Linked DNA regions of Homo sapiens: regions 2 and 3 are each linked to region 1. Evidence: chromatin loops called from intact Hi-C (ENCODE). Cell type or tissue: GM12878. All regions are shown on one strand. Each heading gives the region's core, and the rest is flanking DNA. Links, peaks and the distances in the headings are about the cores only. Region 1 holds the start of GDF11 (growth differentiation factor 11). Region 2 holds the start of DNAJC14 (DnaJ heat shock protein family (Hsp40) member C14). Region 3 has its middle 21 kb from the start of TMT1B.

The links. Hi-C counts contacts between places; a loop is a spot of excess contacts. Peaks named below come from ENCODE experiments on the same cell type or tissue, not always from the same donor. Only the 100,000 strongest peaks of a DNase experiment are listed, where the experiment ranks them.
Region 2: a loop joins it to region 1, with 4 times the contacts of the local background. A loop is called at or near these places in 43 of 110 quality-filtered maps.
Region 3: a loop joins it to region 1, with 13 times the contacts of the local background. A loop is called at or near these places in 39 of 110 quality-filtered maps.

What each region holds. Positions count from the first base shown.
Region 1 is chr12:55,733,352-55,744,141 of GRCh38, reverse strand. It overlaps GDF11 (growth differentiation factor 11), which reads right to left and starts at 1,020. Exons shown (of 3, transcript NM_005811.5): 1 at 381-1,020. The coding sequence starts at 825. RefSeq lists a silencer at 1-44 and an enhancer at 5,637-5,956. In GM12878, for the core only: CTCF peaks have their summits at 5,164 (motif pointing left) and 6,762 (motif pointing right); DNase peaks (open chromatin) are centred at 5,171 and 5,651; H3K4me3 peaks cover 1,661 bases; H3K27ac peaks cover 963 bases.
Region 2 is chr12:55,821,562-55,832,351 of GRCh38, reverse strand. It overlaps DNAJC14 (DnaJ heat shock protein family (Hsp40) member C14), which reads left to right and starts at 2,765. Exons shown (of 7, transcript NM_032364.6): 1 at 2,765-2,863; 2 at 3,638-5,100; 3 at 8,844-8,950; 4 at 9,163-9,282; 5 at 9,620-9,780; 6 at 9,877-9,979; 7 at 10,165-10,790. The coding sequence starts at 3,694. The coding sequence ends at 10,375. It overlaps ORMDL2 (ORMDL sphingolipid biosynthesis regulator 2), which reads right to left. Exons shown (of 4, transcript NM_014182.5): 4 at 10,473-10,790. It also overlaps the pseudogene TMEM198B. RefSeq lists enhancers at 1,298-1,497, 1,452-2,189 and a silencer at 2,718-2,827. In GM12878, for the core only: a CTCF peak has its summit at 4,958; a DNase peak (open chromatin) is centred at 2,681; H3K4me3 peaks cover 6,637 bases; H3K27ac peaks cover 4,886 bases.
Region 3 is chr12:55,655,042-55,665,831 of GRCh38, reverse strand. It overlaps the pseudogene PSMB3P1. Among named protein-coding and RNA genes, the nearest start is that of TMT1B, 21 kb to the left of the region's middle. RefSeq lists enhancers at 9,179-9,308, 3,936-9,339, 9,429-9,508. In GM12878, for the core only: CTCF peaks have their summits at 5,863 (motif pointing left) and 9,272 (motif pointing right); no DNase peak of the experiment used is centred there.

The DNA of each region.
Region 1 (10,790 bases), core at 872-8,871:
CTGCGGGGGTCCTGCAGCCTCCCGATTCTGTTCTCCAGCCTCCCCACCACGGCTTTTCAGGACAGAGTCACTGCCCAGCCCCAGCTTCCCCGGACTCCAACAAGGATCTTTTTAGCATACTGGGGGTGGAAGGCACTATCTCGAAACCCGCCCCATTTCCCCCGCCCCAACCTCCGGGAACTAGGCGTGCATACAACTTTGCAGCCCATCTCCACCGCTCGGAAAACTTCTATGAAGTAGCCCCCGCTCCCTAATTCGTCAAGTTTTCGCAGAAAAAGCTTCCGGGCCGGGGCAGCAGGGAGCGCCCCGCTTGGAGCAGAAGGCGCCCTTCGCGGGGCCAGAGCCAGCACCCCACTGCTCGCGCCCCGCAGCCCACTTACTCTCCTGGGCCATGCTAATGACGGTCTCGGTGGTGGCGTGGTACTCGTCCTCCTCCAGGAAGTCCTCGGGCTGCAGCGCGTCGCCCTGGAAGTCGTGTAGGTCCAGGATCTGCTGCAGCGGCGGCGCCTTGGGCAGCAGCTGCTTCACCACCTCGCGGCTGATGTTGGGCGCCTCCTTGAGCCGCAGTTTGCTCAAGATCTGCGACTTGATGCTCTCTAGGCGCAGCTCGCGGCTGTGCTGCCGCCAAACGCACACGGGGCAGCCGTCCGGCTCGGGCGCCACGGACGGGGCTGGCCGGCTGGAGCGCTCCCCCCCGACCCCCGCCGCTGCCGCCGCCGCCGCCGCCGCCGCCGCCGCCGCGGGGCCCTCGGCCGCCTCCCCCCGGGGCCGCAGCTCCAGGGCGAGGAGCAGGAAGCCCAGCAGCAGCGGGGCCGCGAGCACCATGCTGGAGGGGAGGGGAGGGAGGACTGGGGGGCGGGGACGCCGGAGTCCCGCGGGGAGGGGGCGGAGGGAGGAGGGAGGGAGGAGGAGGGGGTCCGGGCGGCGCGGGATTGGGGGCTGCCCGGCCGAGGGGGGACCCGGGGGGCCGGGGGCGGCGGGCGCGCGGGCGGGGCGGGCGGGCGGCCGGGGCGGGCGGCTGGGGGGGCCCGAGCCCGGGCCAGGCCCTTTATAGCCCCGGCCCCCGTGTCGTCAGCGGCCGCGATTGGCTGCGGAGCCAACAAAAGAGGCAGCGCTGTCATCCGAGGCGAGAGAGGGAGCCGGAGAGAGCCGAGGAATAGAGAGAGGGAGGGAATGAGGGAGCAAGGGCCAGAGAGAGATGAAGAGACAGAGATATGAGGGGGCGGGGGGGCGGATATAGAGGGAAAGTCAGAGCCAGAGAGACCAAGGAGAATCAGAGAGATAAGGGGGAAGAGACAGAGATAGGAAAAGGAGGAGGAGAGAGGGAGAGACAAAGGAGGAAAAGAAGAGTCAGGGGGAAGACGCAGAGGTGAGAGACTTAGCTAGAGAGGGAAATTGTGTGTCTGTGGGAGACACAGAACCAAGAAGGAGGAAGACTGGGACAACTAGTGGGAGAGTTAGAGTGGAGACAAAAATGGGGAGAAGAGGGGTACCACTAGATAGGGGGAGACAGAGGTCTACAGAGCCAGACCAGAAGAGATCGGGGGTCATGGAGATGGGAACAGCGGCAGAGGAACAGAGGACAGAAGAGTGCCCTGGGAAAGGGGTGGGGGGGGGGGTGGGGGGGAGAGAAATCAGGATGGGGGAGGAGAGAGAGGGGCACAGACAGGGAGACAACAAGGGAGCCCCTGAGGAGGCAGGTGCAGGGGATTGGGGGTGGGGGAGAGGAAAGGCAGAAACTCCTGAGAGAAGGAGCCACAAGAGTCAGCCTTGGTGGGAGCACAGAGAGCCCAGGGGACAGAGGTGGAGAACTTGAGACCAGAGGAGCTCTAGCCACCAGAGGTAGCCCAAAGAAGATGCTCAAGGAAGCCATGGAAGGAAGCACCAGGCTAGGCTCATCAGAGGGATTAAGGGGACTAGGAGAGGAAGAGGTCAGGGACAACCTAAGAAGGTGGAGAGGTGATGGGAAGAACTGAAACAGAGGGAAGACATAGAGCTGGGAAGACTGTGAGCTTGAAACTGGGGCTTAACAGGGCTAATGTAGTCAGCCGGCTGGAAAAGGCAGGAGCTAGAGGCCACTGGGGGAAGGGTGAGAGGAGATGGCTGGAGGCTGTTATACTTGGGGAGAAATCTAGATCTCTGGATTTCTAGCTATATCTTTGGATCTGCAGGGTCTTAGAAGTCTGAGAAGGGGCTGGAGGTTGCAAGGGTGAGCATGGGAAAGAAGTCTGCGCTCAGATGCACGAGATGAAATACAGATGTGGGACCAGCCCTAGTCTTCAGGTGTGATCCTGGGCAGTCAGAGAGCAGAGTAAAACAGTACTAAGGTGAAAAAATGTTTTGAATGTGCTTAACTTCTGACTTCAGGTTTTCCAGGCTTATTTCTGGATCTGAAAGCCCTGGAGCAATAGTCAAATGGAAAATGTTTGTGCCAGGCCAGGCGCGGTGGCTCACGCCTGTAATCCCAGCACTTTGGGAGGCCGAGGTGGGCGGATCACGAGGTCAGGAGATCGAGACCATCCTGGCTAACACGGTGAAACCCTGTCTCTACTAAAAATACAAAAAATTAGCCGGGCGTGGTGGCGGGTGCCTGTAGTCCTAGCTGCTGGGGAGGCTGAGGCAGGAGAATGGCGTGAACCTGGGAGGCGGAGCTTGCAGTGAGCCGAGATCGCGCCATTGCACCCCAGCCTGGGCGACAGAGTGAGACTCCGTCTCAAAAAAAAAAAAAAAAGAAAAGAAAAGAAAATGTTTGAAGGAATCAGGTCTTGCTAATTTCCTGGCATTCACAATGTTTATTTAATAAATGGATGAACTTTATTATTGGGCTTCTCAGAATAGAGGGGCATTGGTTTCCTCTCTGGAATTAAAGCCCAATAACATATCTTAAAGTTGGCTTGGCATAGGCATCAGGAGCACCAGACATAAGGATAGAGTTGGGTTGAGGAACTGGAGTAAAATAAGGGAAGAAACTGGGGATCCAGGTATGAGGGGAGGAGGTTGGGTAGGGGTTAGGAGGACCAAGCTGGGGAGCTTTGAAGAGACAATCCATTTCCATGGGTAACAGAAACTGAAAACAAAACAGACTGGAACAAAAACTTAGCTTGTTCCCTCCCTTGCTTTCAACCAAGACATGGGCATTTCAGCATTTCATCAAGTTTCTTAATCTATAATATGGGGCCACAATTCCTACCCTTAACTGGTTGTGGGGATTACATATAAGCAATCAATAGTGGCCTTCATGGGCTTCTTCTCCTTCATGATTCTTCCTTTCCTTTCTGATTTTCCAGAGCAGCGATTGCCTTTAGCACATATTCTGGCATATCCTATTTTCTAAAATGTTTCTCTGTCATTTCTTCAGCAAAATTGGAAAGGCTGTGAGAGCAAAGTTGGTGTCACCTCCTTCTTCTCCCTTAGAGAAGGTAGTACAGGCTTCACTTCCTCACCAAACATGTATCTAGTGGCAGGTACAAAGATAAATGAGATGCAAAAGTAAGTAAGACTCAGCTCCTTTCCTCAGAGAACATATAAACTAGAAAAGACACTAGGTAGGCCGGGCGCGGTGGCTCACGCCTGTAATCCCAATACTTCGGGAGGCCACGGTGGGTGGATCACCTGAGGTCAGGAGTTCGAGACCAGCCTGGCCAACATGGTGAAACCCCGTCTCTACTGAAAATACAAAAATTAGCTGGGCATGGTGATATGCGCCTGTAGTCCCATCTACTCAGGAGGTTGAGATGGGAGAATCACTTGAACCTGGAAGGCGGAGGTTGCAGTGAGCCAAGATCATGCCACTGCACTCCAGCCTGGGCGACAGAGCAAGACTCTGTCAAACAAAAAAAAAAAAAAAAAAAAAAGAAGGAAGGAAGAAAGAAAAGAAAAGAAGAAAAGAAAAAGAAAAGAAAAGAAAAGAAAAGAAAAGAAAAGAAGACATTAAGTAAACAGGACCAGCCAGAACTCTAGGCCAGATGCCTCCTGCATATCTCAATCTGGATGTTTCATGGCACTTCAAATATCACAGGTTAGAGAACCCCTTCTTTCTCCCTAAAATGTGTCCCATCCTGCAGCTTTTCATTTTAGTGAATGACAATCATCCAGGCTAGAAATCTGAATGTCTTGTTTCACCCTTGTCCTCTTGACCATTTCTGAATCTTTGCACAGGTTGTTTCTTCTTCCTAGAACAATTCCCCCTACTACTTCCACTCTCTTCCACCCACCAATCTCTTGGCCAAGTTTACTCTTTCTTCAGGTCTCAGCATAGATCCCATCCAAGAATCCCTTCCTGACTTCGGGTCTAGAGTAGTTGCTTCTCCCAGATATATCTGCACCATTCTGTGAGGTATGGAGATAATCGCCTAGCTTCTAGACTAGAAGTAGGCTGGCTGGGTTCAAGTCCCAGCTCTCTCCCTTTTCTGGTTGTGTAAACTTGGACAAGTTATTAAACCTCTTTATACCTCAGATTCCTCACCTGTAAGATGGGAATAATTATATATATATATAGAGAGAGAGAGAGACGGAGTCTTGCTTTGTCGCCCAGGTTGAAGTACAGTGGCGAGATCTCGGCTCACTGCAACCTCCACTTCCCAGGTTCAAGCGATTCTCCTATCCTCAGCCGCCCGAATAGCTGGGATTACAGGCACGCGCCACCAAGCCTGGCTAATTTTTGTATTTTTAGTAGAGACAGGGTTTCACCATGTTGGCCAGGCTGGTCTTGAACTCCTGACCTCAAGTGATCCACCCGCCTTGCCTCCCGAATTGCTGGGATTACAGGCGTGAGCCACTGTACCTGGCCAAGGATAACAATATTGTACCTATTTCATAAGGTTATGAAGATTAAATGTCTGAAAAACTGTTCTAAATGCATTAGTTATTACTGTTACCCCAACTTACAACGCTCACCTTGGGAGACCAGAGAGAGCAGGAACTTTTTCACCAAAGTATTCCTTAACAGCTTTGAATAAAGAATGAATGAGGCCTGCTAAGTGAACTTGATAAGAGTTGGGTGGGGGAAAGAAGACAGTGTATTTGTATATATGAGGGGTTATTGGTATCTGCCAAATACAGGGAATTGGAGTCAGGAACATTTGAGACAGAAAGGTTTTCTATCTCCTGATAGCCTCCTCAGTTTCCAAGACTAAACTTAATCCAATAAGTGGACAAGACTGCCATCTGATGGTAGAATCTGGAATATCAGCTCCTCGGAGGTGGAACTGAAAGCACGGCTTAAGGGTTTTATTTTTGCATACGTTGTACATTTTCATTTTAGAATTTTAGTTCGAAAAGTTCCATATCATAATGCATTAAGCCTTGTCCTTTCCCCAGCGCCTCCCAGATCTTGCCTATTTCCTTGAGTTCCCTCAGGTTTGGTCCTGTTGGGATCCCCTGAGTTTCAGGAATTAACCCCTGGGAGGTTTCTTTTAGGAGCTTCAGAACTCCAGCTGCCCCAGACTCCCTAAAAATGGGGCACTGGTGGCTTTACGGAAAATAAGTTCGGGGGGATCTGGACATTAGATCTTTCCTTATCCTAGTACATGCTTAGGTTTGGGGCCCCGCCCACTGTCCTAGTCTCCCTGGCAACTGTCTTCCTGCCAAGGGTGCCCCTCTCCCAGAGTTACCCAGGCAACCTTCAGGCCCGCCTTCTTCAAGGTCCTGACTGGTTCATAGCAAATGTGGGTCGCAGCCTAAGGGAGGCATTTAGGCTTAAAATGTATGAGCTGCCGGGAGAGAAGGAGGCTGTGTTCCGGGGGAGGGTATGAGGTTTCAAGACCTGCTAGAGAGAGAGGTGCTTGGGTAGATGGTCTGCTATATCCTCAGGAAGAGCTGCAGCTCCCTGGAGCCTGTCACCGGGGTCTGAGGCCAGAGTTGCCTGGACCATGATCAGAAGTGCTGCTGCCAGAACAGGGGAACCATTGTAAGGGAACCCTGTAAGGGGGGACTCCCGCCACCCTGCACCTTCACCACAATGGCCACCTCCACACCCAAACTGCCTTGTCTATCAGAGCTAGGCTCAGTGGGGAGTAGCTATTTTTCTCCCCTCCCTAGGGAGGATCCCTAATCCTATCTCTTCTTCCTTTTTTCTCCTAAAGTTTCTATTTTGAGGGTCAGTGGACTCATTCTTTGGCACTGCAGGGCTTTCTAAGGAGGGGAGGGGCTACATCTCGTTGAGATGTAGCAGAGGGGAGAGGCTTACTCCCCGGCTCTCCTGCTCTCCCTGCATGTGCCTCTGGGGGAGTGGGGAGGCTATTCTGGGCTAGGGGGTGGTGTGTTAGTAGAGTGGACCCCTTCCAGTCCTCTGCCCACAAATCCTGCAGCTCCAGAGAGGATGTCACTGTAATTACTGTCCTCTCCCACACCACCTTCTAAATCCTATAATTATCTTGCCGGGATCACTTGGCAGTCTTGTTAACCTCTTTAGCCCCAAGGCCCTCTAAGAGAAGTTGGGAGTTGGGAGAAGGGGGCCAAAGAGTTTGCGTTTGGGGTGGGGGGCAGTGTGGCAGGATACAACTGGGGGACTCTAAGAATCATTTGGGGTTATGTCTTCCTTTGCCTCTGGCCTCCCTCCTGCTTATCCCCAATCTGTCCCCTCTCTCCTCATGGCAGGCCAGCTCTACAACTCCACTGGGTGCAAGCTGCTGCTTATCTTCATTCTTGGCCTCCCTGGGGTCCCCACCTCTTCCCTGAGTTCTCACCTACTGCTCCCTCTCTGGGCCCATGGTGGGTCCTCATTACAGGCCCTGTTTCTGGCAGTGGCCAATGCTGCCAGCAGGAGGCACCACTATTCCAGCTGCTGCTCCAGGAAAAGAACGGGTCTAAGTGCAATGTCAGCTTCTCCAAGGACCTTAAAATGCTGGCAGATGGGCTGATCCAGGAGGCGACAAAGCAGTACCTGGGCTGCCAGGTGAGGGAGCTGTTGGGAAGCAGGGGGGAACTGCAGGAGTGTTCAGAGGGAATTCTCTCTCCAGAGGGAATGAAGGAGAAAGCAGAGGGTAGTGAAGGTCAAAGTTGTCAGATGAGGGGCATGTGTGTGTGTGTGAACGGTGAGGGTGTCAGGACGACCAGCGGGTCTGGCTGGGATCTGGGAATGGGAGCCTGAAATTGGTGAGGGCAGGAGAAACTGGTCTGGGCTCTACCGAGGGGTGCCAGCACTCCTCACCCCTAGTTCCCTGGGCTGCAAGACCACATCCATGGGGAACAACCCAACAAATTTGAGAACAGCCTGGGTGAGTCTGCCACAGGCCCTTCTTCTTTGGCAGGTATCTCAGGTCCTCTGCTGCCCCACTGCATCCCCCAGCCTGTGCTAGGCAGCTTCCAGAACCCAGGGGTTCTCTTTGTCATAGCCCTCTCACCACACTGTATTTTTTGTCTGTGCCTATAAGGTTGTAAGCACCCTGAAGGCAGGGACATGTCTTACTTATCTCCATGTTTAGGCTCCCCATACATGGATTAATACATGAATGAATTTTTCCTGAGCCCCTGCCTAGGCCTCTTGGCCTTTTAGTCCCAAGGAACAGAAACCTGAGATAACCACCCAGTCCCAGCATCACCTCTTTGTCATTTCTCCTATGTTTATCTCTGTTCCATCCTAGGAAAAACTTTAGTTGTGAGGCTCTGTGACTCTCAGGTAGATACCTCTGTGCTCCTGTGCCTGGTTCTGGGCCAGAACCACACAGCAGCTAAGATCCTGGCCAAGGGAGTGCATAAACAAGACATGAACCTGGACGAGGCTCTCAAGCAGGATGGGCTGGAGCTGTTCATCCTGCCCACTCACCAGCTGGGCATTTGGATGGACCTCGTTGTTAATGATGGCACTGGCTGGGAAGAGACTGGGACAGGAGTGACAATGAGGGGCCAGAGGTCAGGAACTAGGGGCCCAAGAAATGGGGAAAGGAATTGAGGCGGGCCCTGAGGACAGATCCTGGTGGGGGTGGGGCTGGAGTGTGGGGTTGCCAGAGGAGCTAGACCTTGGGGCTTGAATTGGGGGGTCTAGGCCAAGGCCAAGGCCAAGGTGAGTGTGAGGGGCAGAAGGAGGCTGGATTGTCCCTCCCACCCCTACCTTGGCTATGTCAGTTGGGGTGGGGTATCCAGATATTTCTCAAAGCAAAATCATTTTAATTCCCATGAGTCTGAAAACAGGGTATGATAAAGCCTCATCATTCTTTTTTGTTTGTTTTTTGAGGTCTTTGGAGAAGGACCTCAAAACGCTGGCAGATGGGCTGATCCAGGAGTGTTGCTCTGTTGCCCAGGCTGGAGTGCAGTGGCATGATCTCGGCTCACTGCAGGCTCCGTCTCCCGGTTTCAAGCAATGTTCCTGCCTCAGCCTCCCGAGTAGCTAGGACTGCAGGCACATGCCACCATGCCCAGCTAATTTTTTTGTATTTTTAGTAGAGACAGGGTTTCGCCATGTTGGCCAGGCTGGTCTTGAACTCCTGACGTCAGGTGATCCACCCGCCTCGGCCTCCCAAAGTGTTGGGATTACAGGTGTGAGCCACTGCGTCCGACCGTTTTTGTTTTTATAGAGATGGGGTTTTACCGTCTTGCCCAGGCTGATCTCGAACTCCTGGGCTCCTACCTCAGCCTCTCAAAGTGTTGGGATTACAGGTGTGAGCCACCACATCCAGCCAAGCCTTACCGTTCCTTTTTTTTGTTTTGTTTTGTTTTGTTTTTTTGGGACGGAGTTTCCCTCTTGTTGCTCAGGCTGGAGTGCAATGGCACCATCTTGGCTCACGGCAACCTCCGTCTCCCGGGTTCCAGTGATTCTCCTGCTTCAGCCTCCCCAGTAGCTGGGATTACAGGCATGTGCCACCACACCCAGCTAATTTGTATTTTTAGTAGAGACGGGGGCCTGTCCATGTTGGTCAGGCTGGTCTTGAACTCCTGACCTCAGGTGATCCGCCCGCCTCAGCCTCCCAAAGTGCTGGTATTACAGGTGTGAGCCACTGTGCCCAGCCACCATTTTTCTGTTATTTTTTTATTTTTTTGAGATGGAGTCTTGCTCTGTCACCCAGGCTGGAGTGCAGTGCTGTGATCTCACTGCAACCTCTGCCTCCCAGGTTCAAGCAATTCTCCTGCCTCAGCCTCCCGAGTAGCTGGGACTACAGGTGCATGCCACCACGCCCGGCTAATTTTTTGTATTTTAGTAGAGATGGAATTTCACTGTGTTGTCCAGGCTGGTCTCAAACTCCTGAGCTCAGGCTATCCATCCACCTCAGCCTCCCAAAGTGCTAGGTCACAGGCATGAGCCACTGCACTCGGCCTGGCCACCATTCTTAAAGTAATAAAACCAATTCCCTTAGTTTATTCTGTGATCCTCACAACTGCCCTGTGAGGTGGGGAAGGGAGTTGTTTCCCTCCTACTCAACTGGGAGAAAGCTGAGGCTCAGGGAGAGAGGTCACCCCATTCATGAGCAGCAGAACCAGGTCTCACACCAGGGCTTCTGGCCTCAGAGAGCTTCTTGCTGGCGGCAGGTGTGACAGCACTGGAGTGGTACATCAAGACCCTGGCAGGGTGTGGTGGTTCACGCCTGTAATCCCAGCACTTTGGGAGGCCAAGGCAGGTGGATCACTTGAGGTCAGGAGTTCAAGACCAGCCTGACCAACATGGTGAAACCCCGTCTCTACTAAAAATACAAAAAGTTAGCCAGCGTGGTGGTGGGCACCTATAATCCCAGCTATTCAGGAGGCTGAGGCAGGAGAATCGCTTGAACCTGGGAGGCAAAGGTTGCAGTGAGCTGAGATCGCGCCATTGCACTCCAACCTGGGCAACAAGAGCGAAACTCTGTCGGAAAAAAATAAAAAAGAATTAAAAAAATTAGCTAGGTGTGGTGGCGGGCTACAGCCTGTAATCCCGGCTACTCGGGAGGCTGAGGCAGGAGAATCACTTGAAACTGGTAGGCGGAGGTTTTGGGGAGCTGAGTGCCACTACACTTCAGCCTGGGTGACAGAGTGAGACTTCATCTCAAAAAAAAAAAAAAAAAGACCCAGATTCTTACGTGCAGGTTGATCTGTTGACCCTGAGTGAGTGGCTTTACCTCTCTGAGCCCCACTTTCCTGGAAGTGAGATAAAAAAGGGACTTTGGCAATATGTTCTTCTGGATACCATGGTAATGTAGTCTTGCCAATTATGAAGGGTGTGGCCTCCCCCAAAAAGTTGGAGCAGAGATGGCCACCCAGTGACTGGAAGACTCCTTTTTTTTTTTTTTTGAGATGGAGTCTCACTCTGTTGCCCAAGCTGGAGTGCAGTGGCATGATCTTGACTCACTGCAACCTCTGCCTTCCAGGTTCAAGCAATTTTCCTGCCTCAGCTTCCTGAGTAGCTGGGATTATAGGTGTGCACCACCACGCCCGGCTAATTTTTTTTTTTTTTTGAGACAGAGTCTCGCTCTGTTGCCCAGGCTGGAGTGCAATGGCGTGTTCTCAGCTCACTGCAACCGCCGCCTCCCGGGGTTAGAGTGATTCTCCTGCCTCAGCCTCCTGAGTAGCTGGGATTACAGGCGTGCGCCACAATGCCCGGCTAATTTTTGTATTTTTTAGTGGAGACGGGGTTTCACCACGTTGGTCAGGCTGTCTCGAACTTCTGACCTCGTGATCCGCCTGCCTTGGCCTCCCAAAGTGCTGGGATTACAGGCGTGAGTCACCGCCCTGGCCACACCTGGCTAATTTTTGTATTTGTAGTAGAGATGGGGTTTCACTGTGTTGTCCAGGCTGGTCTCAAACTCTTGACCTCAGGTGATCCACCCGCCTCGGCCTCCCAAAGTGCTAGGATTATAGGCGTGAGCCACCGCGCCTGGCCTGGA
Region 2 (10,790 bases), core at 1,074-9,073, 88 kb before region 1:
CCTTGGCCCTGCCCTCACTGAAGCAGCAGTAGATGATTCCAAAGCAGCAGCAAAGGGCACACACCAGGGCAAGTGCCAGTTCAGGATTGTCCTGGGGTTCCAAAACACATCTTGGGTCTGGAGGCTCTGGGAGTTGTTGATTAAAGGGCCTGGGGTCAGATGTCACAGCCAGGGGCAGCAAGACTTCCTCCATGGCCAAAGAGAAAGTGGTCACAGAGCGGGAGGTGTCAGCTCCTCTCACCCATCCATGAATGTCTTTAGGGGATTGGGAAACCTGCAGCGGGGCACGGGGCAGAAACTCAGGTGCCCATAAATCTTGAGGACTCTGTACCTCTATTTCTTTTAAATAATGGTGCCCATTTCAGGAGCCAGTATGACCCTGTTGAGGTAACTGAAGAAATCTACAGGATTGGATTGAGAGGAGCAGGATCTGTCTTTACCACTCTCTGAAACAAGTACACTTAAGTAAAATGTAAAATGAAATCTTATAAAGTAATGAAAATCTTATAAAGTAATGAGCCTTTGCCTCCCCCCACCACCCTGCAGCTCTTCAGGGTGAGGGTGGAAAGAACAGGAAGCCCTGGGTGTGTGGAGGGAGGGGTGCTGGGACATTATTGCCCCATCTGCGACTGGGACTTAATACTACCCCACTGGATTGGGAAGGGTGAGGTTAATAGAGAGGGGAGAGGGAGGGAGAACAGGAGAGTATGAGTCATGGTGGGGGTCTCTGGACAGCTGCTCCAGGCCCAGGGCAGAAAGAGGGAAAAAACCAGACACCAAGAGTTTGGGAGGAGGAATTAAGTAGAGACAGTCACCCACAGTTTGTCAGGGTTTTAAAGCCTCAGCTTCATGCTGAGATGGAGTTGTTGGAGGAAGAGGCATCCAGCCACAGTCCTAATCCCACAGCCCCTCATGGAATAAGCAGGGACTTTGCCCACAGACATCTCACATCCTGGTAGCCACTCGCACCTCCCCTTAGGATATTGGTGGGACTTTTCCTACCTCACCCTTCCCCCAGCGGTATCAGGGCTGCCAATGGGATTTGAATTCAAATCCTGAAAGGAGAACACCAAGGAGGAGCTGGCATTTCGGGCACTGTGGGAATGAAGTGGCAAAAATGCAGGCACATTACTTTCTTCAGCTGTCCTTTGGATATCAAGGTCCTTACAGGCTGGAGGGTTGACTCTCGGAGCTCCTCTCCTCAATCTGCTTGGAAGTCTGGGGACCCTGGACAAGCGGGGGTTGGGGAGGGGATGTTAACTACTCACCATCCTGCCAGGATTGAGGAGAGGAGGGGGTGGAAGTGCTTCCCTAGACCTCCAGATGCATCCCTGCTCGGAGGTCCTAGACGCCGGGGGTGCGGCTGTCGGTCAAGAGCACCCCCAGGGTCACTCTGTTGCTGCCTAAACTCTTTCAAGTCGCAGCCCAGGCTCTGTGAGCTAAATGCAACTAGCTTGCAGGGTGGAGAAAGGGGACAGGGCGTGTGTGTTGGGGTGTGTGTTTGTGTTTGTGTGTGTGCGCGCGCGCGTGCGCGCGGTGGGGGGAGGAGGGGTGACATCACAAGGCAGGCCCCTCCAATTCTTTCCCGTGTGTGTGGGGGGACCCAGGTTGCCTACTGCTCTAGTCCAGGACCAGAGACCCCCAACTATATAGCAGGTAAGAGTCTTGAGGGTCACCCCAAGAGTTTTGGAGAAGGGTCTCCGAATACTTAGGAGATGACAACCGGAAGCTCTCAAAGCCCCAATAGGGGTCCCAGCGCCCCCCTAGCTTCAGCTTGGTTTCTTCCACTTTCCAGAGAATTGGAGTATTGTCTCCTGGAGAACCGGGTGGTCGGGATCGTGGACCAGGGAAGGGGCTTTTGCTGGTCGGGGAGCGCCAACTGGGGGTTCATGGGTGGAAAAACTTTCGGATCAAGACGGGGTATAAGGCTAGAGGCGTGTGCAGAGGAGGGGACCGACGGAACGGGGACCCAACTGGGTCTACGTGGGGGCGGGGGCGCTTGTGGACGTCCACCAAATAGCTTGGTATGCAGATGAGATGTCAAGCAGCAGGTAGATGAGTTCAGTGTTCTTTGGCTCACGGGCAAAGTTCTGAGCCGAGCCAAGTTACGCTCCCAGTTCCTAGGCACCGCTCGGTGATCGGGCCTGGGGAGCTGCGACCCGAGGGGCGGATCCAGGTATAAGGGGCAGCTCGCCAGCTGGGTCAAGCGCGGGGGAGGCCGTGGGTTGCTGTGAAAGGAGGGGCAGTGCTGCGGGGCGAGGGAGGGGGCCAGCCGGGGCACCCTCTCCTCTGCTCCACCTCCGCACCGCAGGATACAAAGGGGCCTGTGTCCTCGCAGCTGCCGGCACGGAAGGGATCAGGGCAGTGACTCTTCTGAGCTCCCTGGTTTTGTCTGCAAGGGAAAAAGACTATATGTGGCTCGGTGGCTGCCCTCCATCTCCCAGGAATACAAAGCCTAGGAATACACCCAGAGCAATCCTGAGAGTCTGCCCTTAGTCTGCAGGCATTGGTGCAGAGTCCACCTGCCTTGCTTCCTGCGGTGCAACCTGCGGGAATCCCATTCCCACACGCGGAGGGAGGGGCCTTTAAATGGCGGGGCCAGTACTTCCTTAGGACCGCCTCCTTGGAGTCGACGCAGCCCTAGCTGGATTGGCTTGCCTCTCAGCCAACCGCTATTTCTTTTCCTTCCCGTCTCTTCCCTGGTGACCCCGGAAGTGGAAGTAGGCCCAGGTCGCCGGCGGCCGCGGGGACGGAAGGCGGAAGCAGAGCGTGAGCGGGAGGCGGAGCCGGGAGAGCGGCTCTCGTAGCTCACCCTGGCCCCAGGCCGGGCGGCTCGAGGGGGAGGAGTTACCGCCGTTCTTCGGTACGTCCGTCTTTTTTTTTTTTTTCGTTTTTTTTTGTTTTTTTGAGATGGAGTCTCGCTCTGTCACCCAGACTGGAGTACAGTGGCACGATCTCGGTTCACTGCAACCTCCACCTCCCGGGTTCAAGCGATTCTTCTGCCTCAGCCTCCCGAGTAGCTGGGACTACAGGTGCGCGCCACCACGCCTGGCGAATTTCTGTATTTTTAGTAGAGACGGAGTTTCACCATGTTGGCCAGGCTGGTCTCGAACTCCTGACCTCGTGATCCGCCGGCCTCGGCCTCCCAAAGTGCTGGGATTACAGGCGTGAGCCACGGTGCCCGGCCACCTTCGTCCCTTCTACACAGCCGGTGGGTTCCCTGTTAGTCTTTCTTAGGGGCAGCCCTAAGCTCCGCCCCCAGATTTTCCTCCAGGGCCGCATGGCCCCCACCCATTACTGGAAGTCTGTGGCCCCCTTTCCGGCGGTCTTTCCCATTTTCCTAAGAGTGACCCACCCTCCCCCGACCACACCCTTTACGGTACCTCCCTGTTTCCCTGATTGAAGGTTATAGTTTTCTGGGGAAAGAAGAAAAACTTAAGTGATTTGGAGGAGAGGGGAGGGAGCAAGCAGGGTTGTGGTGAGTCTAGTTTTGGCTTATTGCTAGGAATAGCGAATGCCCCAAAAGAACTTGGGAAAACAAGGGAGGTGGATGAATTAAATGTGTCCACTATTTGAGATTGTTTAATTCCTCTCTTGGTCTCATCCTTGACTGTCTCCACCTTGATATCTGTTACAGGCATCAGAACACACCATGATGGCTGTGACCTAAGACCCTCAGGAAGCCCCGGGGTCATGGCCCAGAAGCACCCCGGAGAAAGAGGGTTGTATGGAGCCCACCACAGTGGTGGTGCCTCCCTCAGGACTTTAGGACCCTCCGTGGACCCTGAAATACCTTCATTCTCAGGACTCAGGGACTCAGCAGGGACTGCTCCTAATGGTACCCGCTGCCTCACAGAGCACTCTGGTCCTAAGCACACACAGCACCCAAACCCAGCCCATTGGTTGGACCCAAGCCATGGCCCCCCAGGGGGTCCAGGACCACCTAGAGATGCAGAGGACCCTGATCAGAGTGAGACGTCTTCAGAAGAAGAATCAGGAGTGGACCAGGAACTCTCAAAAGAAAACGAGACTGGGAACCAGAAGGATGGGAACTCTTTTCTTTCCATTCCATCTGCTTGCAACTGCCAGGGAACACCTGGAATTCCAGAAGGGCCTTACTCTGAGGGAGGAAATGGTTCTTCTAGCAACTTTTGCCACCACTGTACCTCTCCAGCTTTGGGGGAAGATGAGTTGGAAGAGGAATATGATGATGAAGAATCTCTCAAGTTCCCCAGTGATTTTTCACGTGTGTCCAGCGGAAAGAAACCCCCATCCCGGAGACAGCGGCACCGCTTTCCAACGAAGGAGGATACTCGGGAGGGTGGACGTAGGGATCCCAGGTCCCCTGGTCGACATCGGCTGGGTCGGAAACGAAGTCAGGCAGATAAGCGCAAAGGCCTGGGATTGTGGGGAGCCGAGGAACTATGTCAACTTGGACAGGCAGGCTTTTGGTGGCTGATTGAACTGCTGGTATTGGTGGGAGAGTACGTAGAAACTTGTGGCCATCTCATCTATGCCTGCAGGCAACTGAAAAGCAGTGATTTGGACCTTTTTCGAGTTTGGATGGGAGTGTGGACAGGGCGGTTAGGGGGCTGGGCCCAGGTCATGTTTCAGTTTCTAAGCCAGGGGTTTTACTGTGGAGTAGGACTGTTTACTCGTTTTCTTAAGCTGCTGGGTGCTTTGCTGCTCCTGGCTCTGGCCCTCTTTTTGGGCTTTCTACAGTTGGGATGGCGGTTTCTGGTGGGACTAGGTGACCGGTTAGGCTGGAGGGATAAGGCTACCTGGCTCTTCTCTTGGCTGGATTCTCCAGCCTTGCAGCGTTGCTTGACTCTGCTGAGAGATAGCAGGCCATGGCAGCGGCTGGTAAGAATAGTTCAGTGGGGCTGGCTGGAGTTGCCTTGGGTCAAGCAGAATATTAATAGGCAGGGGAATGCACCTGTAGCTAGTGGGCGCTACTGCCAGCCTGAAGAGGAAGTGGCTCGACTCTTGACCATGGCTGGGGTTCCTGAGGATGAGCTAAACCCTTTCCATGTACTGGGGGTTGAGGCCACAGCATCAGATGTTGAACTGAAGAAGGCCTATAGACAGCTGGCAGTGATGGTGAGTACCCTTCTGTTTCCTGTTTCTCTCTTTTGTTCCCATATTTTTTTTTTTTTTTTTTGAGATGTAGTCTCGCTCTGTCACCCAGGCTGGAGTGCAGTGGCACAATCTCAGCTCACTACAACCTCCGCCTCCTGGGTTCAAGCGATTCTCCTGCCTCAGCCTCCTGAGTAGCTGGGATTACAGGTGCGCGCCACCATGCCCGGCTAATTTTTTTTGTATTTTTAGTAGAGATGGGGTTTCACCATGTTGGTCATGCTGGTCTCGAACTCCTGACTTCATGATTCACCCACCTCAGCCTCCCAAAGTGCTGTGATTACAGGTGTGAGCCACTGGTCCCAGCCTGTTCCTATATTTTCTATTCCAGTTTTAGGGAGAGTGGAATAAAGGGAAGGCAGAGTAGAAAGTTAACGGGTAGGTGAAGGTTAACGTTCTTCTTTTTTTTTTTTTCTTGAGACGGAGTCACGCTCTATCGCCCAGGCTGGAGTGCAGTGGCGTGATCTTGGCTCACGCAAACTCCGCCTCCCGGGTTCACGCCATTCTCCTGCCTCAGCCTCCCGAGTAGCTGGGACTACAGGCGCCTGCCACTGTGCCTGGCTAATTTTTGTATTTTTAGTAGAAACGGGGTTTCACCGTGTTAGCCAGGATGGTCTCGATCTCCTGACCTCATGATCCGCTCGCCTCAGTCTCCCAAAGTGCTGGGATTACAGGCAGGAGCCACTGTGCCCAGCTGGTTAACATAGTCTTAGGAAAGAGTCATAAAGACTTTTTGGGCCAGGTGCAGTGGCTCACACCTGTGATCCCAGCACTTTGGGAGGCCAGGCTTGGTGGCACATGCCTGTAGTCCCAGCTACTCGGGAGGCTGAGGTGGGAGGATCAGTTGAGCCCAGGAGGTCGAGGCTGCAACAAGCTGCGATCATGAACCTACAGTCTGGGCAACCAAGCCACACCATCTCAAAAAAAAAAAAAAAAAAAAAAAAGATATTTTCCCCTCCACTATGGGATCTGATCTTCCCTCCATTTTGTTTGTCACGAGATATATTCTTTGAACCTGGTATATTGGGCAGTGTAGAACTCACTCACCTGGAAAATCTAGGTGAAGTCCCTCTAACTGGAGTGGGAAAAAGACCTATTCAGAGAGCACCTCAGTTGCTCTTACCTGAACAAATGAGGGTTTTCTTTTTTTTTTAAACATGGGGTAACCCAACTATTTCTCCCAGAGAAGCAAATATGGACCTAGTATGGGAGGGTCAGGGAGTGCATGTAAGGATTTTAGCACCAGGTAGGAGAAAACAGGCTGTTTCAAGATCAGCAACTCAGAATAGGAGAGGGCAAGAAAATGGAGGTGTATGCATATGTATGTCATACATGAAAATATGGTTGCTTTTATTGATAAGAGGGTGTGCAGGGCCAGGCGCGGTGGCTTACGCCTGTAATCCCAGCACTTTGGGAGGGTGAGGTGGGCAGATCACAAGGTCAGGAGATCGAGACCATCCTGGCTAACATGGTGAAACCCTGTCTCTACTAAAAATACAAAAAAATTAGCCGGGTGTGGTGGCGGGCGCCTGTAGTCCCAGCTACTCGGGAGGCTGAGGCAGGAGAATGGTGTAAACCTGGGAGGCAGAGCTTGCAGTGAGCCGAGATCGCGCCACTGTACTCCAGCCTGGGCGACAGAACAAGACACCGTCTCAAAAAAAAAAAAAAAAAAAGAGGGTGTGCAGATGGGAGTTGTCATGCACCTTATGCTTGAGGGAAATGGTTTAATACAAGCATGCAATCAAATTGCATTAGAAGTAGATATTAGGTTGATATTAGATAACAGATTGTTACTGCTATTTCTGTACAAATAAAACTATTATGAATATAAGTAAGGTGTGTAAATTGGAGGCCTACTTACACTGGAGTGTATGGAGCTGGACTGGTAAAACATCACAGTGTGCAAATTACCTCAATGGCTGCATGACACCAAAGAGGAATGGGCAACTAAAGTTTCCATTAATGATTAAAGGTACAGTAAACCACCACACCTGTAACTTACCAAAGGACTGAATTAATTTGGTGGGAAATGTATGCCCCTTAGTAGGTAGCTTGGTATATTCTTTTTTTTTTTTTTTTTTTTTTGAGACAGGGTCTCACTCCAGTTCCCCAGGCTGGAGTACAGTGGCAGGATCTCAGCTCACTGCAGCCTTGATCCCCCAGGCTTAGGTGGCTTCCACCTCAGCTTCCTGAGTAGCTGGAACTACAGGCGTGCATCACCACACCTGGCTAATTTTTTGTATTTTTAGTAGAAATGGGGTTTTGTTATGTTGGCTAGCCTGATCTCGAACTCCTGGACTCAAGCAATTTGCCTGCCTCGGCCTCCCAGAGTGCTGGGATTACAGGCGTGAGCCACTGCGCTTGGCTTCTGCTGTATTCTTAGAGTGGGTAACAATTGTTTACTCTCATTGTTACTAATTCTACTAGTAGTAGAGCTCTTTTCTCACTTTCTTTTAGTAGACATCCTGTTTTGGAGAATATTATTCTTAACAAAAATTCTCATTTTTCAATTTCTCTTGAAGTAGAGATGTAGTTAAGTTCCCCTAACCTCAAAACATCTATCCCTATACCCCAAAGATCTCTCTCTGTCCTGGACCAGAGTGTCTCTGGGCTTTTATTGAACCTCTCACTGCCTTACTAAGCCCTAGTGTGAACATGACTAAAAGGCTGTTCAATTAGCTTGGGAATGTGGGAAATTTGACAGCATTTTAGTTATTTGGCATCAGTCAGGAGACTAGCTTTATCTCTGCATTTTTGGGGAATGGGGATGGGTACAATCAGGAAGCTGTAGGAAGAGAGGATATTACTTGTCTTGGAGAGAAGGCTGAAAAGTACATAAAGTCTCTGAGACCATGATATGCTATTTCATTTCTGGGACTGAAAGGCATATCACTGTAGGAAGTTTTGGATATGAGAATTTTCTAGTTAAAAAAGAGTTTCAAGATGTAACATCTTTGGAACTCTTATTTTATGACTGATACATGTGTGTGCCAGAGACCAACTGTCCCTGTTCATCTGGGATTGAGGAGTTTCTAGAGGCATGGGACTTTTTAGTGCTAAAACTGGGACAGTCTCAGGCAAACTGGAATGATGAATCCACCGTAGTACCTGATTCTTTGCTACATACTTCATATATATTCTTATTTAATCCTCCCAACAATCCATGATAGATATTCAGGCTGACATGATAGATAATCCCAACAATCCATGATAGATATTCATGATGGCACACGCCTGTAATCCCAGCACTTTGGGAGGCTGAGGTAGGCAGATCTCTTGAGGTCAGGAGTTCGAGACCAGACTGGCCAACTAGATGAAACCCCGTCTCCACTAAAAATACAAAATTAGCTGAGTGTGGTGGTGCATGCCTGTAATCCCACCTACTAGAGAGGCTGAGGCAGGAGAATTGCTAGAACCTGGGAGGTGGAGGTTACAGTGAGCTGAGATCGTGCCACTGCACTCTAGCCTGGGTGACAGAGCGAGACTTCATCTCAAAAAAAAAAAAAAAAAAAAAGATATTCAAGGTAATGTAGCTAATTATAACAGAGCCATGAATTGAACCAGATCTGCAGAGTCAGAGCAGTTAATCATTAAGCTACACTGACTCTTCAAAAGGGTGATGAAAGAGAACCCTTTGATATGAGAATAAATTCAAGGTGAGGAGAGGGTTGGAATGGATTTGTAATGAAATCTCTCTGTCTTGGTAGGTTCATCCTGACAAAAATCATCATCCCCGGGCTGAGGAGGCCTTCAAGGTTTTGCGAGCAGCTTGGGACATTGTCAGCAATGCTGAAAAGCGAAAGGAGTATGAGATGTAAGTTGGAGATGGGAAATCATCAGATAATGGTAAATGAAAAATCCTCAATAGCAGAGGCATCTGGACTTGGGGGTGGAGGCTTGTTGAGATGGAGAGAACTGAAGTCACTTGTCTTTCTCGCTAGACAGGGGCCTCAAGAGGCCAACTGATATGTCTTCCTTTGTCCCTCCCTCAATACCTTCTGACTTACAAAGCATTTCTTCTATTAGGAAACGAATGGCAGAGAATGAGCTGAGCCGGTCAGTAAATGAGTTTCTGTCCAAGCTGCAAGATGACCTCAAGGAGGCAATGAATACTATGATGTGTAGCCGATGCCAAGGAAAGCATAGGTATGAAATAGAAGGAGAGGGATGGGACAATCACAGCTCAGGGATTATGTAACCAAGGATCTTTCTAGTGAGTACTGGTAATTATGAGTTACATCTGTATCTCATAATTAGTAAAAAGACCCTTAAGTTTCTACCTTTGTCATATTGTCAATAGACTGACGATTTTAATTAGCACTAAGAAACATTAGCTTTAGGATAGAACGTTGAAGGGATATGAAATACTAAGTGGGGTAATTTTAGATGTTTCAGCCCTATTTGTGAATAATGGTAAGACTACTAGCAGTGCCCTAGGTAGGCTTGACAAATTATTAAGGAACTATCCTTTTGTTGGTTGCAGGAGGTTTGAAATGGACCGGGAACCTAAGAGTGCCAGATACTGTGCTGAGTGTAATAGGCTGCATCCTGCTGAGGAAGGAGACTTTTGGGCAGAGTCAAGCATGTTGGGCCTCAAGATCACCTACTTTGCACTGATGGATGGAAAGGTGTATGACATCACAGGTACTCTCTGTCCTCTAGAAATACAGGCTCATACTTCCTGATCTTTTATGTGCTCTAAACTGCGACGTTTTGGCTAATTATTTCTCATGTTTATAGAGTGGGCTGGATGCCAGCGTGTAGGTATCTCCCCAGATACCCACAGAGTCCCCTATCACATCTCATTTGGTTCTCGGATTCCAGGCACCAGAGGGCGGCAGAGGTAGGTGGTATTTCTGTCAATAATCTATCCACTATTTCAGTTTTGAATACGGTTTCAGATGACCTGCTTTTTAGGACACCCAGGGGCCTTGTTTTCTAGGAAGTTTGGGAACTGATAAGTATATCTAACTTAGGTAACCATATGACTCTAACATCTCTTGCCTTATTTCTTCTGTTTTACCTCAGAGCCACCCCAGATGCCCCTCCTGCTGATCTTCAGGATTTCTTGAGTCGGATCTTTCAAGTACCCCCAGGGCAGATGCCCAATGGGAACTTCTTTGCAGCTCCTCAGCCTGCCCCTGGAGCCGCTGCAGCCTCTAAGCCCAACAGCACAGTACCCAAGGGAGAAGCCAAACCTAAGCGGCGGAAGAAAGTGAGGAGGCCCTTCCAACGTTGATGCCCCTTCTCTTTCCTCAAATCAATGTCAGGGAGTCAAAAGGGCTGTAGCACAGGATGGAGTTTGATTTATCCCTCCTCCCCCAACACCTAGGAACTGAATCTTTTTCTTTTTATTTTTTGAGATGGAGTCTTGCTCTGTTGCCCAGCTGGAGTGCAGTGGTGTGATCTCAGCTTACTGCAACCTCTGTCTCCCGGGTTCAAGCAATTCTCCCATCTCAGCCTCCTGAGTAGCTGGGATTACAGGCACACACCACCACACCTGGCCCAGCTAATTCTTTTTTGTATTTTTAGTAGAGACGGGGTTTCACCATGTTGCCCAGGCTGGTCTCGAACTCCTGAGCTCAGGTGATCCACCCGTCTTGGCCTCCCAAAGTGCTGGATTACAGGCATAAGCCACTGTGCCCGGCCTGAAT
Region 3 (10,790 bases), core at 1,455-9,454, 79 kb after region 1:
GGCTCTTGAACCCATATGATCAGGCCTGCTCCCACCCTGTGGGGTGTACTTTCATTTTCAATAAATCTCTGCTTTTGTTGCTTCATTTTTTCCTTGCTTTGTTTGTGCATTTTGTCCAATTCTTTCTTCAAGATGCCAAGAATCTGGACTCTCCCCATTGGTAACACAATCATGGCTCACTGCAGCCTCGACCTTCGGGGCTCAAGTGATCTTCCCACTTCAACCTCCCAAGCAGCTGAGACCATAGGCACATGCCATCATGCCTGGTTAATTTTTTATTTTTATTTTTGTAGGGATGGGGTTTCACCATGTTTCTCAGGCTGGTTTTGAACTCTAGGCTCAAGCAATCCACCTGCCTTGGCCTCCCAAAGTGTTGGGATTACAGGTGTGAGCCACTGTGCCTGGCCACCATAGTTTCTTTATCCATTCGTTTGTTGATGGACATGTACGTTGTTTCCATATCTTGGCTATTGTACATGATGCTGCAGTGAATGTGGGAGTGCAGATATCTTTATGTGGTAGTGATTTCATTTCCTTTGGATATATACCCAGAAGACAGATTGCTAGGTCTTATGGTAGTTCTATTTTTTTTCTTAAAAAGTTTTTTTTCCTGACTACAAAGACCAAGAGGTCTTTCCAGTTCTCTTTTGATCCTGAGACTAACAACTGGAGACTGAGGCCAGAGCAGCTGGCAGCTGTGCTTTTCTGTTTCCTGTCAGAGTGATCCCAAGTTTCCTCCTGGCCCATCCCATGGTCCCTCCACAGGAGCGTGAGAAGATGGGGAAGCACTGTGGGGAGACCACCAAAGATGGCTGGACCGTGGGAGAGAGCACGTCATGAAGCATCGCAGCCTCGTGTTGAGGATCCAAACTTAGAAACAAACCCCTCTGTACAGGGGGATTGTGGTGAGCGAGAATCAAGGCCACGGTGTGTGTTTTCTCACTCTCGAATGCAAGTGGGAGAGAGAAAATGACTCCGGACGCCATTGTAACAGTTCCTGGAAGCTGGACCCTCTCATTGGCATATACACTACTCCTCGCCGCAGGGCACTGTCCCACCGGGATCCAGTTGCAAAGTTTGTCTCGATAGTTGAAGGCCTCGCTTAATTGTACTGGGTTCTCAGGGAGCCCTCTGTGCCTTTTGGCTTTGAGTGCTGTGTTTCCCTTTTACCAGAGGGCAGCACTGTGGAAATTCCTATCTACCCTGTGGCATATTCTGTTGGATTGCATTACCGGCTGAGAAAGGACAAGTTGCCATTCAAGTCCAGGGTGGGCTTCCAGCTGCCTTAATACAAGTACTCAAGTCTTTTGGGTAGTGAGCTGGAAAGCCTACAGGAAGAGGGGTACCTATTTTCATTTGAACCTTTAAACCTTTAAAACTAATCTCAGGGCTGGGTGCGGTGGCTCACGCCTGTAATCCCAGCACTTTGGGAGGCTGAGGCGGGCGGATCATAAGATCAGGAGATCGAGACCATCCTGGCTAACATGGTGAAACCCCGTCTCTACTAAAAATACAAAAAATTAGCCGGGCGTGGTAGCGGGCACTTGTAGTCCCAGGTTACTCAGGAGGCTGATGCTGGAGAATGGTGTGAACCCGGGAGGCAGAGCTTGCAGTGAGCCGAGATCACACTACGGCACTCCAGCCTGGGCGACAGAGCGAGACTCTGTCTCAAAACAAACAAACAAACAAACAAAAAACTAATGTCAGATAAACTTTTGGTGCCCATGCTGCTGTAGTTGTTCACTGCTTTCCTGGATGGACGGGACTCTTATGTTGTAACTTCCATACTCCTTTGGCCCATAGCTAAGGCCATCCTTCCCCACAGGGGTGGCTTTGGGATTGGATGATACAGGTTTTGCTTCTGTGTAGTATACCTGTACATATCTGTTTCAAGCAGCCTTTCTTTAATGTTTTCGGTTGGTTTGTATTCTGTAGCTCAGTAGCTGCTGACAAAGTTAAAGATCCTGAAAAAAATTTTTTTTTTCTGACTACAAAGACCCAGAGGAGATGGTTGTATTTTTTTTTTTTTAAATTAAGAAATAGAGATGGGGTTGCCTAGGCTGGTCTTGAACTCCAGGCCTTAAAGCAATCCTACCACCTCAGCCTCCCAAGAGTCAGGGATCACAGGCATGAGCCACTGCACCCTGCAGATAGCTCTATTTTTAATTCTTTAGGAACCTCCACACAGTTTTCCATAATGCCTCCACCAATCTACATTTGATTGTTGGGTTGTTTCTTCAGGACTCACTCTCTCCCGAGTCCCTGGGGGACTCTTGAGGAAGTGTGGTTAAAACATAATACCAGGAGAAAGTACTTCTAGAATGGTGGAAAAACACTTCTGAAAATCTGCTCTTCTGTAAGAGCAGCAAGAACATTGGCAAAAATTGTCAATATCAAGTTTTTCAGAACTCTAGAAATTAACCAAAGGCTTACAACAACCTTAAGAGTTTTTTCAAGAAAAGTGGCTGGCTCTTGTAAGAACGGTGAGGTTTGTGGTGTTTTAACTTGTCCTGTTTCCACCCCTTCTTCCCAGCTCTATGGTGGCCTTGAAACCAGCAGCCTTGGAACCAGAGTCACTGAAAACCAGAGGTCTAGCAGCCATTGGAGGTGGTAGAGTGGGTTTCAAGATCCCCAAAGACCTGGTTGCCAGAGAATTGTCACTATTCGACATGTCTAGAAGATCCCTGGAAAAGCCTCATTCATAGGGCTTATCTTTATTTGGTCACTGAGGAAAGCCCTTTCCCCAGAGCATTGGTAAAATAATCAGTGGCAATTTAAGAATTGCAGTTGCCTGAGATAGTGATACACACTGGGGCAAAATCAGGCTGGCCAAAATCTTACAGAGAAAATCTGGGGATGTTCATAGGGGGCTTGGAAAGCTCTTACTTATTCCTGGGGGTCTAGAAGGCAACACACATGTGCAAGGCTGTGCACCTCTCACTTCTGGCTCACCTTAAAGCCCTGTGCAAGCAGCAAGTGAAGCCTAGGTCAGAGTAATTGGAGTATTGAAGGCATCACACACACACATGCACACGCACGCACACTCACATGCACACACACACTCCTCAACAAAGGGTGGGAGATTCAATGGTCAAAGGCATTTAAGGAAATCTCTGTTTCGGCATTAGCTGACTGCTAAGCTAACCAAGCAGACACACCTGACAAAGAATACACAATTTACAGACTTAGTCCAGGAAAGTCACTAAACAAATACACATACGAGAGCAGCAATAGCAGTAGCAGCAGCCACAACAAACAGCAACAACAAAAAGTCCTGAGGGAGTAGGAATCTGATTTCTGAAGCTGCCACAGTGTATTACTTAAAATATTGTGGTTTCTGTGAAAGATGCCAGTGGCAACAGCTTTGCCACCCAGCTCTCCAACATTTTTGTTATTGGCAAAGGCAACAAATCATAGATTTCTCTTCCCCAAGGAAAATGTATCCACCTCACCATTGTCAAAGAGAGGGACAAGAGACTGATTGATGGTCAAACAGAGCAGTGGGTAAAATGGTCTCTAGATGACATGTTGGAAAGGTCTTTGCATTTAGTCAAAGATAATACAGTATGATTAAAAAATAAAATGTTGGCCAGGCGCGGTGGCTCACACCTGTAATCCCAGCACTTTGGGAGGCTGAGGCAGGCGGATCACCTGAGGTCAGGAGTTTGAGACCAGCCTGGCCAACGTGGTGAAATCCAGTCTCTACTAAAAATAGAAAAAAATCAGCCGAGTATGGTGGCATGTGCCTGTAATCCCAGCTACTCAGGAGGCTGAGGAAAGAGAATCACTGGAACCCAGGAGGCAGAGGTTACAGTGAGCCAAGATCGTGCCACTGCACTCCAGCCTGGGAGACAGAGTGGGACTCTGTCTCAAAAAAAAAAAAAAATAAAAAAATAAAAAAATAAAAAAGAAAGCAATCAATAGGCTTGTTTCTCTGAGAAAGCTCAGACGTTGGACTTACTAGACAGATAATATTTCCTTATAATCCTCTTTATTCTGTAAGATCAGTAGTGATGTCCCCTCTTTCATTCCTGATTTAAGTAATTTGACTCTTTCTCTTTTTTTTCTTTGTCAGTCTAGTTAAGAGTTTGTCAACTTTGCTAATGTTTTCAAAGAACTAACTTTTCATTTTGTTGATTTTTCTCTATTGTTTTTCTATTTTTGATTTCCTTTCTTTCTTTCTTTCTTTCTTTCTTTCTTTCTTCTTTTCTTTCTTTCTTTCTTTCTTTCTTTCTTTCTTTCTTTCTTTCTTTCTTTCTTTCTTTCTTTCTTTCTTTCTTTCTTTCTTTTTCTTTTCTTTTTTTGACACAGCCTCACTCCATCACCCAGGCTGGAGTGCAGTGGTGCAATCTTGGCTTACTGCAACCTCCACCTCCTATATTCAAGCGATCCTCTCACCTCAGCCCCCCAAGTAGCCGGGACTACAGGTGTGCACCACCACGCCCTGCTAGTTTTTGTATTTTTATAGAGATGGGGTTTTGCCATGTTGGCCAGGCTGGTCTTGAACTCCTGGCCTCAAGTGATCCACCCACTTCCGCCTCCCAAAGTGCTGGGATTATAGGCATGAGCCACCATACCCAGCCAAGAGGTTGGAGTGAGCCAAGATCGGGCCACTGCACTGCAGACTGGGGACAGAGTGAGACTCTGTCTCAAAAAAAACCAAAAAACAAAACCCACGAAAAAACCTTTTGTGCTTCTAAGGATACCGTCAACAAAGTAAAAAGATAATCCATGGAATCAGAGAACATATTTGCAAATTATATCTAGTAAGAGCCTTGTATCCAGAATACATAAAGCAGTCATATAACTCAACAACAAAGAGTTGAATAACCCAATCAAAAAATGAAAGAAGGATTTGAACGGACACCTCTCCGAAGAAGATATACAAATGGCCAATAAGGACATGAAAGATGCTCAACATTGTTAGCCGTTGGGAAATGGAAATCAAAACCACAAGGAGATACAAATTCATTCCCACTAGGATGGCTGAAATAAAGACAATAACAAGTGTTGATGAAGATCTGGAGAAATTGAAACCCTCATTCATTGCTGGTGAGAATATAAAGTGATGCAGCCATTTTGGAAAACTGTTTAGCAGTTCCTCAAAGTATTAAACCTAGAGTTACCATCTGACCCAACAATTCAGTTCCTAGGTATACACGCAAGAAAGCTGAAAACATGTGTCTGCACAAAAACTTGTACATGAGCATTCATAGTAGAATTATGCATAATGGTCCCAAAGTTTACACAACACAAATGTCTATATAATGAAGAATGGATAAATAAAATAATATAGCCATACAATGGAATATTATTTGTCAATAAATGGATTGAAGTATTAAAACATGCTACAGCATTGATGAACCTTGAAAACATCAAGCTGAGTGAAAAAGTCAGTCACAAAAGATCACACATTGCATGATTCTATTTGTACAAAATGTCCAGAATAAGCAAATCCATACAGAGACCATATGGTAGTGATTGCTGGGGGTTGGGAGGAAGGAAGAATGAGGAGTGATTCCTAAGGGGTACAGAGTTACTTTTTGGATTGATCAAGTGTTCTAAAATCAGTGATGATGGTTGCATAATCCTGTGTCTACAGTAAAAACCACTAAATTGTATATGTTAAATGAGTGGATTTTATAGTATATAAATTGTACCTCAATAAACCTGTAACAAAATAGAAACAAAACTAGATGTTCCTTCTTTGCCTTTCTATGTTAAAAGGAAAATAGAAACAATGATTTCTACTCTTGGATCATTGGTTCTCAACTGGGGGCAATTTTGTCCCTCAGGGGACATTTGGCCATATCTGGGGACATTGTGGTATCACAATTGGAGGGAAGGGTGCTACTGGCATCTAGTGGGCAGAGGCCAGGAATGCTGCTAAACATCCTACAATGCACAGAACAGCCCCCACAACAAAGAATTATCTGGCCTTAATGTCACTAGTACCAAGGTTGAACAGTCCTGCCTTACAACAAACTCATCGGGAAAGAGCAGGGTCATGGTGCATCCTCTCTCTCCCACAACCACAGAGGTCCCTCAGTGCCAGGGCCTCCCCTGTGTCGAGGGCGGCTCTTAGAATCCATCCTGGGAAACTCACCGTCAGGGCAACGGTAAGGCTGTGAACCACCGTCATCTCTCTAGGAGTGTCCTTGGGAGTAACTTTTGTCTGGTCTCAGTTCCAAGAATAGTTGTGCTTCCCTGCGTCATCTGTCTGTTTTATCTCATGGACACCGTGAACTTCAGAACGGACCAGACTTTCCTTTTTGGGTTGGCTGCTGAACAGTTTTGAGTCAGACTTGTGGCTCACCCTTAGGAAGGGTACAGGTCTTGTATTTCACATTTTTAAGGTTCATTCCTGGTGCGATTTTAGATCCCTATTTCCATCTTTCTTTTTTAAAGTCTCTTTTTTCTTTGTATTTATTTGTTCCTAGTTTTAATACCTGCCATCTCATGGTGTTTTACATGTCTTGGTAAGCTATTTATGCTGTGCAACAGGACTCTGAAAAAATAAATATAAGCAGCGAGTCTCTCCTTAGCTGTGAGACGGGAGTGGCGGGAAGAGTTGTGGGTGGTATGACAGAGGCATAGTGAGGTCTGTGGGCAAGGACCAGTGACCTCCCCATAGGGTGTACTTCCCACTCCAGGAGACTGGGCAGGTGCTGAGGAGTCAGGGTATGAGGAGGTAGGGGGTTCCTAGAGGAGATCAGCTGTTCTTGGATTGCTGTGCAGGACACTGCAGGCTTTTAGTGGTGGAAAAAGCTGGGCTTTCAGAGGATAAGTAACAGATGTGGGAACAGACCTGGTAGGAGAGGGGGCTCTCAGGTGGGCAGGACTGGGTGGTATATTAGGGAGTGTCCTGGACTGGGAGCTGGGGATTAGGCTTCTAGGTTTCAAGTCTGAGTTCTGCTCTTGTTGGCCAAGTGACTTTGGCCTGGTGACTAAGGAGTCACCTGGCTCCTTAATTTACTATCACTAAACCAGAGTATTAATGAATACCTGCTAGGTTTATCTCTGGGGTTGATGTGAGTGCCAAATGAGATGATGCAATGAAATTGCACAAGTGCTCTATTCATTGCTAGGCTGCAAATCTTTTCTTTTTTTAAATGTTGAGGGACAAAAATAATTGTGGAATTATTATGGCTGTGATTACAGTTGTGCTTCATGGAGATGGTCCTATTTGGAGCAGGTAATGACTGTGGCAGAGGCACTGGGTGCTGTGGAGCTGGGGAGCAGGCCTCAAGGAAACAGAGAGACTTGACTGATCCCAGGGAATTAATTAAAACTTACCCAGCATCTGTGGGGAGAAAGTACATGTTAATCATTACGTTGCATTCGGATGTACACAGTTTATTGCTTAGACTTTCAGAGTGAAAAGGATCTCAGGGGTTTACAGAGCCCAGTCCCCTGTCTCAAGTACTCTCTCAGGAGCTCTTAGCACAGGTAAGATCTTTGCTCACACATTTTCTGCAAGAAAAAAAACCAAAACCAAACAAATAACCGCTCCCTGACCCCGGAATTTGGCCCAGGAGAGTCAAGAAGTTGCAGGGTTCAGGGTAAATGGCTTCCCTAGACTTACGTGGGAATACACCACCCAGTGCTGCCCACCTTCGGGCCCCCTCTCCTAGCAGCTCTGTTCCCTCATATGTTTTCATGATCTCTAGGGAAGAGACCACTGCAATTCTAATTTCTTGGGTCTAATTGCAATGTCTTCAGCTACAACTTGAGGCCAGTTTCACCTTCTAACTTTGTGGGTTGGCCAACAGCCACTGATCCCCTTTCTTGTTGTTTTTTCTTTGTAGACCTCTGTGGTCATGGTCTCCTTTCTCTTATGTTCATGTTATTCTTCAGTTCATTTTCCCTCACCTTGACTTCCTTCATTCCTTCCTTCTCCATTTGGAGGATGTCCCATCTGGAGTGAGAGTGGACTGTCTTGTGCACGGGTATACATTTGCACAGGACCTGTGGCCTCTGTCCTGTGCTGCCTCACACCTTGCCCTTAGGTACTGTGGCTTGAGCTCATTGGCACTTAGGGAGCCCCTGCCATGGGAGCATCAGGGAAATTCTGCCCCTATCTCTGGCCATGCTTGACACTCTCCTGCCAGGGCCACTTCTTGCACCATCTTTGTCCCCTATCTCAATGTGCCTGTTCCTCCCCCAGGATCCCTGTAGAGACACTGAGTTCTGCTGCTGAGGCAGGAGCATGGAAGAGGCTTCTGTCTTGGGGAAGGCAGGCTTGTGGCTTAAACTCTTCCTATTCGTACAATGTCTGATCCCATGGTGGCCTATTTGACCCTCTGAGCTTTGCACTCTGGACTTCAGTGAAGTAAGTCTCTGGGATCTTGCACCCATGGAAGCACCCTCAGTCTCTCAGGGGCCCAGTTGTGGTACCTTACATCACCAATGGCCCCTTCCTTCCCCTAAACTTTGATCCCTGTCTCTGACTTCATGGCTCTGCTGTGGAACAGGTGCTGATTGGAAAAGCTACCTTTACTGGTGGGGATTACTCTGGGCTTTCCCGGCTACTCTTTCTGTGGGTAGGATTGTCCTGCGCATGCACACACACACACACACACTCACACGGACCTTGACACATTCAACACAAGGCACACATCCACACATAGACTTGCAGTAGATGGGCTGGTGGAACAGTCCTAGAGACAGCATTACACCAGCATCCTGGAGTCATGGGATCAAGCCCCAGCTCTGACCCTTAGTGACTGTGGATAAACCATATTCTTCTCTGCCTTTGTTTCCTCTTCTGCCACATGATGGAATAAGAGCAGGTGTCTCCAAGGCATCTTCTTTCTGTGACCCAGATGCAGACACGTTACAGAGACAGGTGGGGTGGGCATTGTGTTTGGAGGCTGGGTTTATAGTGTCTAGTTCCACTGGCTTAGGGGGCAGATAGACTAAGTTTGGGTCTGGCTCTGTTGCTGTAGGGCTGTGTGACCTCGAACAAGGAACTTCATTTCTCTCACCCCAGTTTCCTCATCAGCAGAGTGGGATTATTTAAACTTTGTATCAGGTGGTGATTTATGTAACAGTGCCGTGTCCCATACATGATATATATTATTACTGGTCTTAGCTCAGTCATTAATTCACTAATTGATCTTGGGTAAACTAAATGAGTTCTTCTCGACTTCATCGTCCTCCTGTGCAGAATGAAGGGTTTGGACCAGTAGAAGATGTTCAAGACCGCCTTTACCGTCTCCCAGGCAGCTCAGGGACGGGGGACGCCTTGTTGAACATGGCTGTTCAGAGATTTACCACACGGGGGCGATATGACCCCATTTGAACCGGCTCCAGAACAGCAGATTTTTGGGAAAAGCAAACAAAACTTCAATTTTTGGTCCATTTTTCAGACTCTACTCCTTCTTATTTTTATTTTTGACTCACCTTAACCAGAAATTTCAGAAATTTTGAACATCAGAAAGCTGGAAACAATGTAAGTACTTAGCACTCTGTGTTCTGCTTGTAGCCTTTCTACCACGCATGCATTTAAAAAATGTGCACTAACGGCCGGGCGCGGCGGCTCACGCCTGTAATCCCAGCACTTTGGCAGGCCAAGGCGGGCGGATCACGAGGTCAGGAGTCTGAGACCATCCTGGCCAACATGGTGAAACCCTGTCCCTACTAAAATAACAAAAATTAGCTGGGCGTGGTGACGCGCACCTGTAGTCCCAGCTACTCAGGAGGCTGAGGCAGGAGAATAGGAGAATTGCTTGAATCCGGGAGGCGGAGGCTGCAGTGAGTGGAGATCACGCCACTGCACTCCAGCCTGGAGACAGAGTGAGATTTTGTCTCAAAAAAAAAAAAAAAAAAAAAGGGCATTGACAATTGGGAAATATTCACTATTGATCAAGTTCCTTTTTTTTTTTTTGAGGCAGTGTCTGGCTCTGTCGCATGGGCTGGAGTGCAGTGGCGCGATCTCAGCTCACTGCAACGTCCACCTCCTGGGTTCAAGCGATTCTCTCATCTCAGCCTCCCGAGTAGCTGGGACCATAGGTGCCGCCACTCGACCCAGCTAATTTTTGTATTTTTTTGTAGAGACGGCGGCGGGTGGGGGGCGGGGTTCCCTATGTTGCTCAGCTGTTTTTTTTTTTTTTTTTTTTTTTTTTTTCCGAGACGGAGTCTCGCTCTGTCGCCCAGGCTGGAGTGCAGTGGCGCGATCTCGGCTCACTGCAAGCTTCACCTCCCAGGTTCACACCATTCTCCTGCCTCAGCCTCCCGAGGAGCTAGGACTACAGGAGCCCGCCACCACGCCCGGCGAATTTTTTTTTTCGTATATTTAGTAGAGACGGGGTTTCACCGTGTTAGCCAGGATGGTCTCAATCTCCTGACCTCGTGATCCGCCTGCCTTAGCCTCCCAAAGCGCTGGGATTACAGGCGTGAGCCACCGCGCCCGGCGCTCAGGCTGGTTTTGAACTCCTGGGCTCAAGCCGTCCTCCCACCTAGGCCTCTCAAAGTGCTGGGATTACAGGCGTGAGCCACCACACGCGGACTACAAAATAAAACTATTGATAAAACATTTCTAAAGGCGTAAAGTAGGCACAATTGGTTAAAAATAGGCGTTAAAAATGTCAAAATAAGGGAAGGCTAGACCCAGTTTACCGGAATTGCGCTGGTGATGGAGGGTTGCTAGTATACCACAATTATGTTTATTATGTCCCATAACCGAGGGGCCGTCATGGCCATGAAGGAGAAGAGCTGTTTGGCTATAGCTGCAGACAGGCGCTTCGGGATCCAGGCCCAAATGGTTACCACGGACTTCCAGATCTTTC